3 separate regions of the Homo sapiens genome follow, and regions 2 and 3 are each linked to region 1. The links are chromatin contacts, found by Hi-C or POLR2A ChIA-PET in ENCODE. All regions are on one chromosome and are shown on one strand. The core of a region is the stretch at or near the end of the contact, and the rest is flanking DNA. Distances in the headings are between cores, read along the strand shown.

Region 1 (3,730 bases), core at 519-3,018:
TCATAGCTCACTGCAACCTCTGCCTCCTGAACTCAAGCAACCCTCCCACCTCAGTTTCCAGAGTAGCTGGGACTACAGGTGCACGCCACCACATCCGGCTAGTTGTTTTTTTTTTTTAAAGATGGGATTTCGCTATGCTGCCCGGGCTGGTCTCAAACCCCTAGTCTCAACTGATCCTCCTACTTTAACCTCCCAAAGCACTGGGATTACAGGTGTGAGCCACGGCCCTGGCCCCCTGACTCCTGAAATTTAAAAACAGCAATATATTATTCTATCCGCCAAGGTTTGCATTGCCCAAGCATCTCATTTCACCTGCACAACACAATCCTACAAGTAGGTGGCAGTATGCCCATTTTAGAGATGGAAAAAACTGAGGCTCAGAGAGCTTTAGGTACTTGATCGAGGTCATGCTAAGCTAACAACAGTTACCATAGCAGGATGCAAACCTTGACTGAGGTCTTTTTACCCAATGACCATTTGAAAACCATCTGCCCTGTGAGGCACGGTGGCTCATGTCTGTAATTCCAGCACTTTGGGAGGCCGAGGTGGGATGGTCACTTTAGCCCAGGATTTCAAGACCAGCCTGGGCAACATAACAAGACTCTGTCTCTACAAAAAATAAAAAAATACTAGCTGGGGCCGGGCGTGGTGACTCACGCCTGTAATCCCAGCACTTTGGGAGGCTGAGGCAGGCAGATCACCTGAGGTCAGGAGTTCGAGACCAGTCTGGCCAACATGGTAAAACCCGTCTCTACTAAAAATAAAAAAATTAGCCAGGTGTGGTGGTGGACACCTGTAATCCCAGCTACTCGGGAGACTGAGGCAGGAGACTCACTTGAACCCAGGAGGTGGAGGTTGCAGTGAGCCAAGATCGCACCATTGCACTCCAGCCTAGGCAACAAGAGTGAAACTCCATCTCAAAAAAAAAAAAATATATATATATATACACATATATATATTTTATATATATATACACATATATATATTTTATATATATATACACATATATATATTTTATATATATATATACACATATATATTTTTATATATATATATTTTATATATATTTTTTATATATATATATTTTATATATATATATAAAAGCTGGGCATGGTAGTGCAGACCTGGAAAGAAGGAAGAAAGGAAAGAAAGAGAGAGAGAGAGAGAGAGAGAGGGAGGGAGGGAGGGAGGGCGGAAGGAAGGAAGGAAGGAAGGAAGGAGAAGACTATCTGCTCTATGATTTACTTGCCATTTTGTTTGAAATTAAGCCACTTTTTTACATGACAAAATGGGACCAGGGACACATTATGCTTTGGTGTGTTATCTTTTTCCAACAGACAACAAGATCAATAACTATTTACATTTTTAAAATAAGCATGTATTCATGTACTATGCAAAACTGTGCGTGGTGAGCCTTTCTGAAGAGTGGGGAACCCTGGGCTGTTTCACCTCTGGATTTGATGGGGGATCCCATCCCCCAAGGCTCCCCCAGGTCTAGGGAACAGGAGCCTGGATTTATAGCATCCTCTTTGGGGTGTCAGGGCCAGCAGGGCAGCGTACGATGCTTACTCAGATACCTGGAAAGACCCCCACTGGGCTGGCTCTCATCTTTTCTTGCCCAAGATATGTCAGAACAAAGGTGCAAGCTCCAAAATAAAAGATGAGACACCCCCTCTCTCCCTCCCTCAATGTACCTACCAGTGGGAGCTGGAACAGCCTGTACTGCCTGGCTCCCCACTCCCCAGCTCCACCCCCATCTCTGGCCTGGCTCCCACCTCTGCCTCCTCTGAGGGAGGCCAGATGCAGGAGAAAGAGGGAGGCTCAGCCAGGCCAAGAGGCTGTCCTGACGTGTTTATATTTACAGGAGGATGAAAACCAGAGACACAAAAAAACCTTCGGGGGCTGCGACAGAAAAGACAGTAGGAGGTTTTCCAGGCACTGGGGGTAGGAATGGAGCCATTTGGGGGGTAAGTGGGAATTTGAAAGGAGGCTGCCGCCCAAGTCACATGAGGGCCAGCCAGAGCTAGAGCTGTGGCTCTTTAGAAAGAGACTGAAAAAGAGGGACCCTGGTGATCAAAAGGCAGAGGGAGGAAGAGGACGCAGAGGAGGAGTCAGCAGGGAGAAGGGAGGGAAATGAGGACGGTGGCCACAAAGGAGAGATTCAAGAAGGCAGGCTGTGGAAACAGCAGAGTGAGTCCTTAGGAAGTTAAACCTAAAATTGACCAGGCGCGGCGGCTCATGCCCGTAATCCCAGCACTTTGGGAGGCCGAGGCGGGTGAATCATGAGGTCAGGAGTTCAAGAGCAGCCTGGCCAAGATGGTGAAACCGTGTCTCTACTAAAAATACAAAATTAGGCGGGTGCAGTGACTCACGCCTGTAATCCCAGCAGTTTGGGAGGCTGAGGCGGATGGATCATCTGAGGTCGGGGGTTTGAGACCAGCCTGGGCAACATGGAGAAACCCTATCTCTACTAAAAATACGAAATTAGCTGGGCGTGGTGGCACATGCCTGTAATCCCAGCTACTCGGGAGGCTGAGGCAGGAGAATCGCTTGAACCCAGGAGGCAGAGGTTGCAGTGAGCTGAGATCGGGCCATTGCACTCCAGCCTAGGCAACAAGAGTGAAACTCCGTCTCAGGAAAAAAAAGAAAAAAAAAAGGAAAGAAAGAAAGGAAAGTTAAACCTAAAATTGGCTGGGCACGGTGGCTCATGCCCGTAATCCCAGCCCTTTGGGAGGCTGAGGCAGGTGAATCATGAGGTCAGGAGTTCAAGAGCAGCCTGGCCAAGATGGTGAAACTCTGTCTCTACTAAAAATACAAAAATTAGCCGGGCATTGTGGCAGGCGCCTGTAATTCCAGCTACTTGGGAGGCTGAGGCAGGAGAATTGTTTGAACCCGGGAGGCAGATGTTTCAGTGAGCTGATACTATGCCATTGCATTCCAGCCTGGGCGACAGAGTGAGACTCCATCTCAAAAAAATTAAAAGAAAGAAAGAAAGAAAGTTAAACCTAAAATTGCCATGCAATTGTGCCACTGCACTCCAGCCCAGGAGACAGAGCGAGATGCCGTCTCAAAAAATAAAATAAATTAGTTTGGGCGCAGCGGCTCACGCTTGTAACCCCAGCACTTTCGGAGGCTGAGCGGGGAGGATCATCTGAAATCAGGAATTTCAGACCAGCCTCGGCAACATGATGAAACCGTGTCTCTACTGAAAATAGAAAAATCAGCCGGGCATGGTGGTGCACACCTGTAATCCCAACTACTCAGGAGGGTGAGGCACGAGAATCACTTGAACCCAGGAGGCAGAGGTTGCAGTGAGCCGAGATGGTGCCACTCCACTCCAGCCTGGGTGACAGAGCAAGACTCTGTCTCAAAAAGTAAAAAATAGGGGCTGGGCGCGGTGGCTCACGCCTGTAATCCCAGCACTTTGGGAGGCCAAAGCGGGTGGATCACGAGGTCAGGAGATCGAGACCATCCTGGCTAACACAGGGAAACTCCATCTCTACTAAAAATACAAAAAAATTAGCCGGGCGTGGTGGCGGGGGCCTGTAGTCCCAGCTACTCGGGAGGCTGAGGCAGGAGAATGGCGTGAACCCGGGAGGTGGAGCTTGCAGTGAGCTGAGATTGCACCACTGCACTCCAGCCTGGGCAACAGAGTGAGACTCCATCTCAAAAAATAATAAATAAATAAAATAAATAAATAAATGTAAAAATAAAATTACCATATGATCCC
Region 2 (3,730 bases), core at 741-3,240, 220 kb before region 1:
CCAGGTTCAAGTGATTCTTCTGCCTCAGTCTCCTGAGTAGCTGGGACTACAGGCGCACGTTACCACATCTGGCTAATTTTTGTATTTTTAGTAGAGAAGGGGTTTCACCATATTGGCCAGGCTGGTCTCAAACTCCTGACCTCAGGTGATCCGCCTGCCTGGGCCTCCCAAAGTGCTGCGATTACAGGTGTGAGTCACTGCGCCCAGCCTGTAAGTGTTTAACTTTTAACCACCAAGAAGTGAAGTTTTCTGTTTAATCTTTTGAAATTAACTTTTAGTTTCTATTGCAGCGTCATCAGAAAATGTGTGGTCAGAAAACAAATCCTACTTTGGGGGCATTTCTTAAGATTCTCTTTATGGTCTTTTTGTATTAAAAGACTAACAACATTGTAGAATGGAAAAGAAAACAGCTCCACCACTTATCAAGCCAAAGATATGTCCGTATTAGCAAGATTCAGATAATTTCTATACAGGCACAAATGGGTCTCGTGAAAATAACCAAGACGTTGGTGCTTCATGAGTAACTACTGAGAAATTGGTATCTCAACAACCAGAGATGTAAAATGGGCTCATCAAACAGGCCAAATGAGTTTATATACCAAAAAGATTATAACCAAAAAGACCATGAAGTGGCAAAAGACAAAGCATCAACTGATTTTTTTTTTTGAGACAGAGTCTTGCTCTGTTGCCCAGGCTGGAGTGCAGTGGTGTGATCTTGGCTCACTGTAACTTCCAATTTCTGGGTTCAAGCGATTCTCCTGCCTCAGCCTCCCAAGTAGCTGGGATTACAGGCGTGCATCATCATGCCCGGCTAATTTTTGTATTTTTAGTAGAGACGGGGTTTCGCCATGTTGCCCAGGCTGGTTTCAAACTCTTGACCTCAGGTGATCTGCCTGCCTGGGCCTCCCAAAGTGCTGGGATTACAGGCATCAGGCATGAGCCACAGCACCTGGCCTAGGCAGCATTTTATTATCCAGCAATCCCACACTAACCTGGTCATCTCAACCAAGGGTCCTTCTGACCCCATCACCCAGGGGGATATTTAGCAATGTCTGAAGATATTTTTGGTTATTACTACTTTAGGGGGAAGACACACTACTGGCATCAGATGAGTGGAAGCCAGGGATGCTTCTCAGTGTTGTTGGACAGTGCCCTAGAATAATCTGACCCCAAATATTATTTATTATTATTATTAGTATTATGTATTTATTCTTTTTTTTTTTTTTTTTTGAGACAGAGTCTCGCTCTGTCACCCAGGCTGGAATGCAGTGGCGAGATCTCGGCTCACCGCAACCTCCGCCTCCAGAAATCAAGTGATTCTCCTGCCTCGGCCTCCCAAGTAGCTGGGACTACAGGCGTGTGTCACCATGCCCGGCTAATTTTTATATTTCTTGTAGTAACGGGGTTTCACCATCTTGGTCAGGCTGGTCTCGAACTCCTGGCCTCAAGTGATTGCCCCGCCTGGGCCTCTCAAAGTGTTGGGATTACAGGCGTGAGCTACCAAGTCCAGCTGTGGCCCCAAATATTATTTTATTTTTATTTTTTTTGAGACGGAGTCTCGCTCTGTGGCCCAGGCTGGAGTGCAGTGGCACGATCTTGGCTCACTGCAAGCTCCGCGTCCCAGGTTCACGCCATTCTCCTGCCTCAGCCTCCCGAGTAGCTGGGACTACAGGCGTGTGTCACCACGCCCGGCTAATTTTTATGTTTCTTGTAGTAACGGGGTTTCACCATCTTGGTCAGGCTGGTCTCGAACTCCTGGCCTCAAGTGATTGCCCCGCCTGGGGTAGCTGCGTCACCACGCCCAGCTAATTTCTTGTATTTTTAGTAGTGACGGGGTTTCACCGTGTTAGCCAGGATGGTCTCGATCTTCTGATCTCATGATCCGCCCGCCTCGGCCTCCCAAAGTGCTGGGATTACAGGCGTGAGCCACCCGAATATTATTAATAGCAGGACTGAGATTGAGATCTGCTTTGGACCAAGCCCGTACATTTTTAGACCCTTCTTGGCTACAGTTAGTATTGCAAATGGCCACTAGAGGGCAGATCAGGCCACACAGGTGCCTGGGAAAAAATAAATAAATAAACACTCTGCTAAAGGAAGAAAATCTCTCCAAGTGGTCCCAACTTGCCTCTTTAGTCTCACCTCCTGTTCCTCCCAAAAGCCACGACAGGTAAACATCTCCTTGCCTTTCTCCCAAGTTCTCCAAGCTTTTTCTCTCTCCCAGGACCATACTGCTTCATTCTCTTAAGACTCAAGTTGAAAAGAAACGTCCCTGGCCAGGGGCGGTGGCTCACGCCTGTAATTCCAGCACTTTGGGAGGCCGAGGCGGGCGGATCGCCTGAGGTCGGGAGATCGAGACCAGCCTGACCAACATGGAGAAACCCTGTCTCTACTAAAAGTACAAAAATTAGCCGGGCGTGGTGGCGCATGCCTGTAATCCCAGCTACTCAGGAGGCTGAGGCAGGAGAATTGCTTGAACCCGGGAGGTGGAGGTTGTGGAGAGCCGAGATCGCACCACTGCACTCTAGCCTGGGCAACAAGAGTGAAATTCCATCCAAAAAAAAAAGAAGAAGGAAAGAAGGAAGGGAGGGAGGGACGGACGGAGGGAGAGAGGGAGGGAATAAAGAAAAGAAAAGAAAGAAGGAAAGAAAGAAAGAAGGAAAAAAAGAAAGAAGGAAGGAAGGAAGGAAGGAAGGAAGGAAGGAAGGAAGGAAGGAAGGAAGAGATCCCTGACTCTCCTCCGTGGAATTCAGTGAGCGACACGGTGTTCTTTTGTTCATACCCTGTCGCCCTTTCATGAAAATATTCTGTTTCCAGATCAACCTCCATTCATGGTGTAGGAGCTGCTGGGTCGGGGCACCCAGCCGCGGGGAGCTCAGACTCCGGGGACCCCCACCCACCTCTGCAAATGCACGCGGGAGGTGCAGAGATGTTTAGTGAGCAAACAGTGGCTGCAAACAGAAGGCAGGGAGGGGGTACCCAGGAAGCACTCCCATGATTCTATGTTTTAGCAAGAGTGTGTTAGTGAAGGTTTCTCCCCACATTCATGCCCAGATTTCATTTCAGAGTGAAGGCATTGGATTTCTGAATTGGTGAAGCATCTGCTCTCCAGCACAGCTGCCCGCCGCATGCAAAAAGCCACAGAAACCCCTGGGTTCTCCGAGGCATCTGCCTGGCACGCCGCCGGCCCTGCGCGGAGCAGGCACCAGGGGTCGCACAGGTGAGTCATACCTAGGGTCCTCGGCACCAGTGCCTGAAGAGGTTTTTCTGTGGAAACAAAACCAACGCCTTTGAGGACAGAGGGAACTTCATTAGACAGACCACTGGGCTCTGACACTTGGAGGCCACATGTGTCCGAGTAAGGGCACCCTGGCTTTGACCCTGGACCACTCGCTCCCATCACTTGCTAGACGGAGTGAGCTACATCTTCCCCAGCAGGTGCAGGGGTCCAGCAAGGGAAGGGGAAGAAATCAGAGAAAATTCTCCCCAGAGACGGCCTGCTGAGGTGGCCCTGGGATGTCAAACGTGACTACATGTGGACATCACAACTGACTCAGCCACTTCTCCAAGTCTGGCAGAATTTTTCTTTTCTTTCCCTTCTTTCTTCTTTCTCTCTCTCTTTCTGGTTTCTTTCCTCTTTCTCCTTTTCTTTTCTCTTTCTCTTTTCTCTCTCCCTCTCTCTCCTTCCTTCCTTCTTTCCTCTTTTACTTTCTTTCTCTCTTTTTCCCTC
Region 3 (3,730 bases), core at 566-3,065, 190 kb before region 1:
TTTTTGGTTATGGGTACCAACAAACTCCTTTAATCTTGGTTAAGTCAATGGTTTTTTTGTTTTGTTTTTGTTTTTGTTTTTTTTAAGATGGAGTCTCACTCTTGTTGCCCAGGCTGGAGTACAATGGCACGATCTCGGCTCACTGCAAGCTCCGCCTCCCAGGTTCAAGTGATTCTCCTGCCTCAGCCTCCCGAGTAGCTGGGATTACAGGCATGCACCACCATGCCCCATCTAATTTTGTATTTTTTTTTTTTTTTTTTTTTTTTAGTAGAAACAGGGTTTCTCCATTTTGGTCAGGCTGGTCTCGAACTCCCAACCTCAGGTGATCCACCCGCCTCGGCCTCCCAAAGTGCTGGGATTACAGGTGTGAGCAACCGTGCCCGGCCAGTTAAGCCAATTTGAGTTGGGGTTCTGGTGCATGAAACCACAAGATTCCCAACTGTTACAGTCTCCATTTCTTCATCTGAAAATAACACCACCAACGCCACAGCTTGTGATGAGGAACTCAATGAAGCATACCACAAAAGCACTTCGCACACAGAACGCAATTTTATCCGTTGCTACAAGGGTCATTTTTTATTGGTGGCATCCTTGTTGCTGCTGCTGTTGTTCTCACACTCCTGGGTATTCAACTCTTCAGAGTGATTTTTGTGACTGTAGGATCATAAAGTATGTATCTGGTCTTCATCCCGGTTCTTGGCACAGAGCTTCAAAAACCCTTGGAACTTTCTGAGTCACAGGAATGCTTTTGTTAGGAGTGTTAGGAATGTCGGGGTGACTTGTGGGGGGGGGGGTGCCTAGATAACATGAGGGTGGGGGGCGGTCACCAGAAAGAACAACCCTGTGATCAGAGGGTTGGGGCTTTTAGGACCTCCAGGGAGATGAGGGGGCTGGAAATGGCAGTGTTGAATCACATGGTCAATGATTTCAATCAATCACGCCTAAGGAATGAGACTCCAATTAAAACTCTGGATACTGGGCCGGGTGCAGTGCCTCACGCCTGTAATCCTAGCACTTTGGGAGGCTGAGGCAGGTGAATCACGAAGTCAGGAGTTTGAGACCAGCCTGGCCAACATGGTGAAACCCTGTCTCTACTAAAAATACAAAAATTAGCCGTGCGTGATGGTGCATGCCTGTAGTCCCAGCTACTCGGGGGGCTGAGGCAGGAGAATTGTTTGAACCTGGGATGTGGAGGTTGCAGTGAGCTGAGATTGAGCCACTGCACTCCAGCCTGGGTGACAGAGTGAGACTCCGTCTCAAAACAAACAAACAAACAAACAAAAACTCTGGACGCTGAAGCTCAGTAGTACTTCCCAGCTGGTGGACACACCAGTATGTCAAGAGGGTGATACATGCTGTTGCCACGAGGAGGCAATATGGAAATTCTGCATCTAGAACTCTCCCAGATCTTGCCGTATGTGTATCCTTTATAATAAAACTGTAATTGTATAGCAGGGTTTTTAAATTTGAGACAAGATCTTGCTCTGCCACCCGGGCTGGGGTGCACTGGCACAATCTTAGCTCACTGCAGCCTCGAACTCCTGGGCTCAAGCGATCCTCCTGCTTAAGCCCCTCAAGTACCTGGGACTACAGGCATGCACCCCCTCACCTGGCTAATGTTTTTAAATTTTTGTAGAGATGGGATCTCACTATGTTGTCCAGGCTGGTCTCGAACCTCTGGGCTCAAGTGAGCCTCCCACCATGGCCTCCCAAAGTGCTGGGATTACAGGCATGAGCCACCACACCTGGCCAGGTTTATTTTCATTCTGTGAGTTCCTTCTAGTAAATTATGAAACCCAAACAGTTTGTGGGAATCCCCCAATTTAGAGCCAGTTAGTCAGAAGTGTGGGTGGCTGGGGGATCCCCAAGATGCTGCCAGTGTCTGAAGCAAGGGAAATCTCATGGAGGGCTGAGCCTTAAACTTGTGGCGTCTGATGCTAACTTTGGAGGAGGATGGTGTCAGAACGGTGTTGCAAGTACACCCAGGTAGTGGCAGAACAGCTGAGGCAGAAACAAAATACTGACCAAATGTTTGACTTCTTTTATTGCCTCTATTCTTATTATGTGGCAGGCAATGCTCTAAGCCTGGAGTTGGCAAACAGTGGGCTGGGAGCCAAATCCAGTAGGCCACCTGTTTTTGCAAATAATATCCTATTGGAATATGGCCACATTTATTGGTTAGTACATCGTCTAACCCTGCTTTCACGCTGCAAAGGCAGAGTTAAGTAGCTCCAACAGAGACCATATGGCCCTGAGAGCTGAAAATATTTACTATCTGGCCCTTGGCCAACCCCCGTTCTCAGCTGCCGGTATACATGAGTGAACAAAGCAGATAATATGCTTTCCCAGTGGGAAATTATAAATGACCATGAGTTCTTTGCAGCCTCTCCCACCAAGAAGTGGAGTCTATGTTCCCACCTGTTGAATCTGGGCTTGGCCATATGGCTTGCTTTGGCCAATGGAATATTTGCAAACGTGATACAAGCTGAGGCTTGAAAAGCACTTGAACATTGAGGTCTGCCCTTCCTGGCTGCTGGGGTAAGAGACTTATGGAGAGAGACCCCCACTGACCATCAAAGACACAAGAGGCTCCCCTAAACCATCAGCCGTAGCTAAACAGGCCCAGGCCAGACAAACCTTCAGTCAACACATGAAATCATCAGAGCTCCTAAAGGAGTGTTTTAAGCCACTAAGCACTGAGGTGGTTTTGTTACGCAACAAGAGCTAGCTGATACACTCACAAAGCTTATCATCTGGTTGGGGAGAGTGAATAAATTGACAACAAAGGCTAGGTACAGTGGCTCAGGCCCTGTAATCTCAGCACTTTGGGAAGCCAAGGTGGGAGGATCACTTAAACCCAGGAGTTCAAGACGAGCCTGGGGAATATAGCAAGACCCCCAACACTACAGAATTTTTTTTTAGCCAGGTGTGGTGGTGTGTGCCTATATAGTCCCAGCTACTCAGGAGGCTGTGGCAGGAGGATCTCTTGAGCCCAGGGGGTTGAGACCACAGTGAGCCATGTGGGTGCCACTGCACTCTAGCCTGGGTGACAGACCAAGACCTTGTCTCAAAAAAAAAAAAAAAAGACAAAAATATCAGCTAGTGACAAATCGAAGAGTTAAAACTAAATGATGTGACAGAGAGTGCACGGATGATTGACTCAGACGGGAAGGATTTGCCAAGGAGGTGACTTTTAAGCTGCCATCTAGATGACGAGGGGAAAAAGTGGATCATTCTCAAATGCAGGGACAAGCATTATAGGAAGAGGGAACAGCTAATTGAAAGGCACAGAGGAAAGCGGATGTAGCAAGTTGCAGGAAAAGCTCCTGCGGTAACGACCACCACGGCCAGGGGGCACCGGAATGAAATGAGAATGAGAACTGGCCGAGCCCTCCCGATGAGGAGTTTGGATTCTGTCCATTGGTCTTGGGAAGCCACCGGAGGGTTTTAGGGAAGGACATGGCATATGATCAGATGACCACTTTTATTTTTTCTTTTGAGACAGAGTCTCACTCTGTCACCGAGACTGCAGTGCAGTGGCACACTCTCGGCTCACTGCGACCTCCACCTCCCGGGTTCAAGCAATTCTGCTGTCTCAGCCTCCCGAGTAGCTGGGATTACAGGCGCCCACTGTAATCCCACGCCTGGCTAATTTTTGTATTTTTAGTAGAGATGGGGTTTCACCATGTTGGTCAGGCTGGTCTCGAACTCCTGACCTCAGGTGATCCAC

The links. A loop is a pair of places that touch in the nucleus more often than their neighbours do. ChIA-PET counts read pairs that join two places held with the same protein, here RNA polymerase II (POLR2A). Pooled maps may share reads with other maps.
Region 2: a loop to region 1 is called in a pooled map, with 2.3 times the contacts of the local background. The contact joins two enhancer-like sites. A Hi-C loop is called at or near these places in 1 of 168 maps with a recorded cell type or tissue (sigmoid colon) and 6 of 50 pooled maps. POLR2A ChIA-PET finds 5 or more read pairs at or near these places in 4 of 52 experiments (GM12878, OCI-LY7, T-cell and 1 more).
Region 3: a loop to region 1 is called in a map of sigmoid colon, with 6 times the contacts of the local background. The contact joins two enhancer-like sites. A Hi-C loop is called at or near these places in 1 of 168 maps with a recorded cell type or tissue (sigmoid colon) and 1 of 50 pooled maps. POLR2A ChIA-PET finds 5 or more read pairs at or near these places in 3 of 52 experiments (CD8-positive, alpha-beta memory T cell, activated CD4-positive, alpha-beta T cell and activated T-cell).

The regions. Positions count from the first base shown.
Region 1 is chr19:7,366,828-7,370,557 of GRCh38, forward strand. All of the region lies in intron 2 of ARHGEF18 (Rho/Rac guanine nucleotide exchange factor 18), which reads left to right. Among named protein-coding and RNA genes, the nearest start is that of ARHGEF18, 20 kb to the left of the region's middle. Within about 2 kb of position 1,769, at least 9 of the 41 ENCODE cell types and tissues checked have a DNase peak (open chromatin) inside an H3K27ac peak, as active enhancers do; they include sigmoid colon, where a contact is called at or near this core.
Region 2 is chr19:7,147,266-7,150,995 of GRCh38, forward strand. It overlaps INSR (insulin receptor), which reads right to left. Exons shown (of 22, transcript NM_000208.4): 11 at 3,232-3,267. Among named protein-coding and RNA genes, the nearest start is that of ZNF557, 79 kb to the left of the region's middle. Within about 2 kb of position 1,991, at least 2 of the 41 ENCODE cell types and tissues checked have a DNase peak (open chromatin) inside an H3K27ac peak, as active enhancers do.
Region 3 is chr19:7,177,461-7,181,190 of GRCh38, forward strand. All of the region lies in intron 3 of INSR (insulin receptor), which reads right to left. Among named protein-coding and RNA genes, the nearest start is that of ZNF557, 110 kb to the left of the region's middle. RefSeq lists an enhancer at 1,735-1,834. Within about 2 kb of position 1,816, at least 13 of the 41 ENCODE cell types and tissues checked have a DNase peak (open chromatin) inside an H3K27ac peak, as active enhancers do; they include sigmoid colon, where a contact is called at or near this core.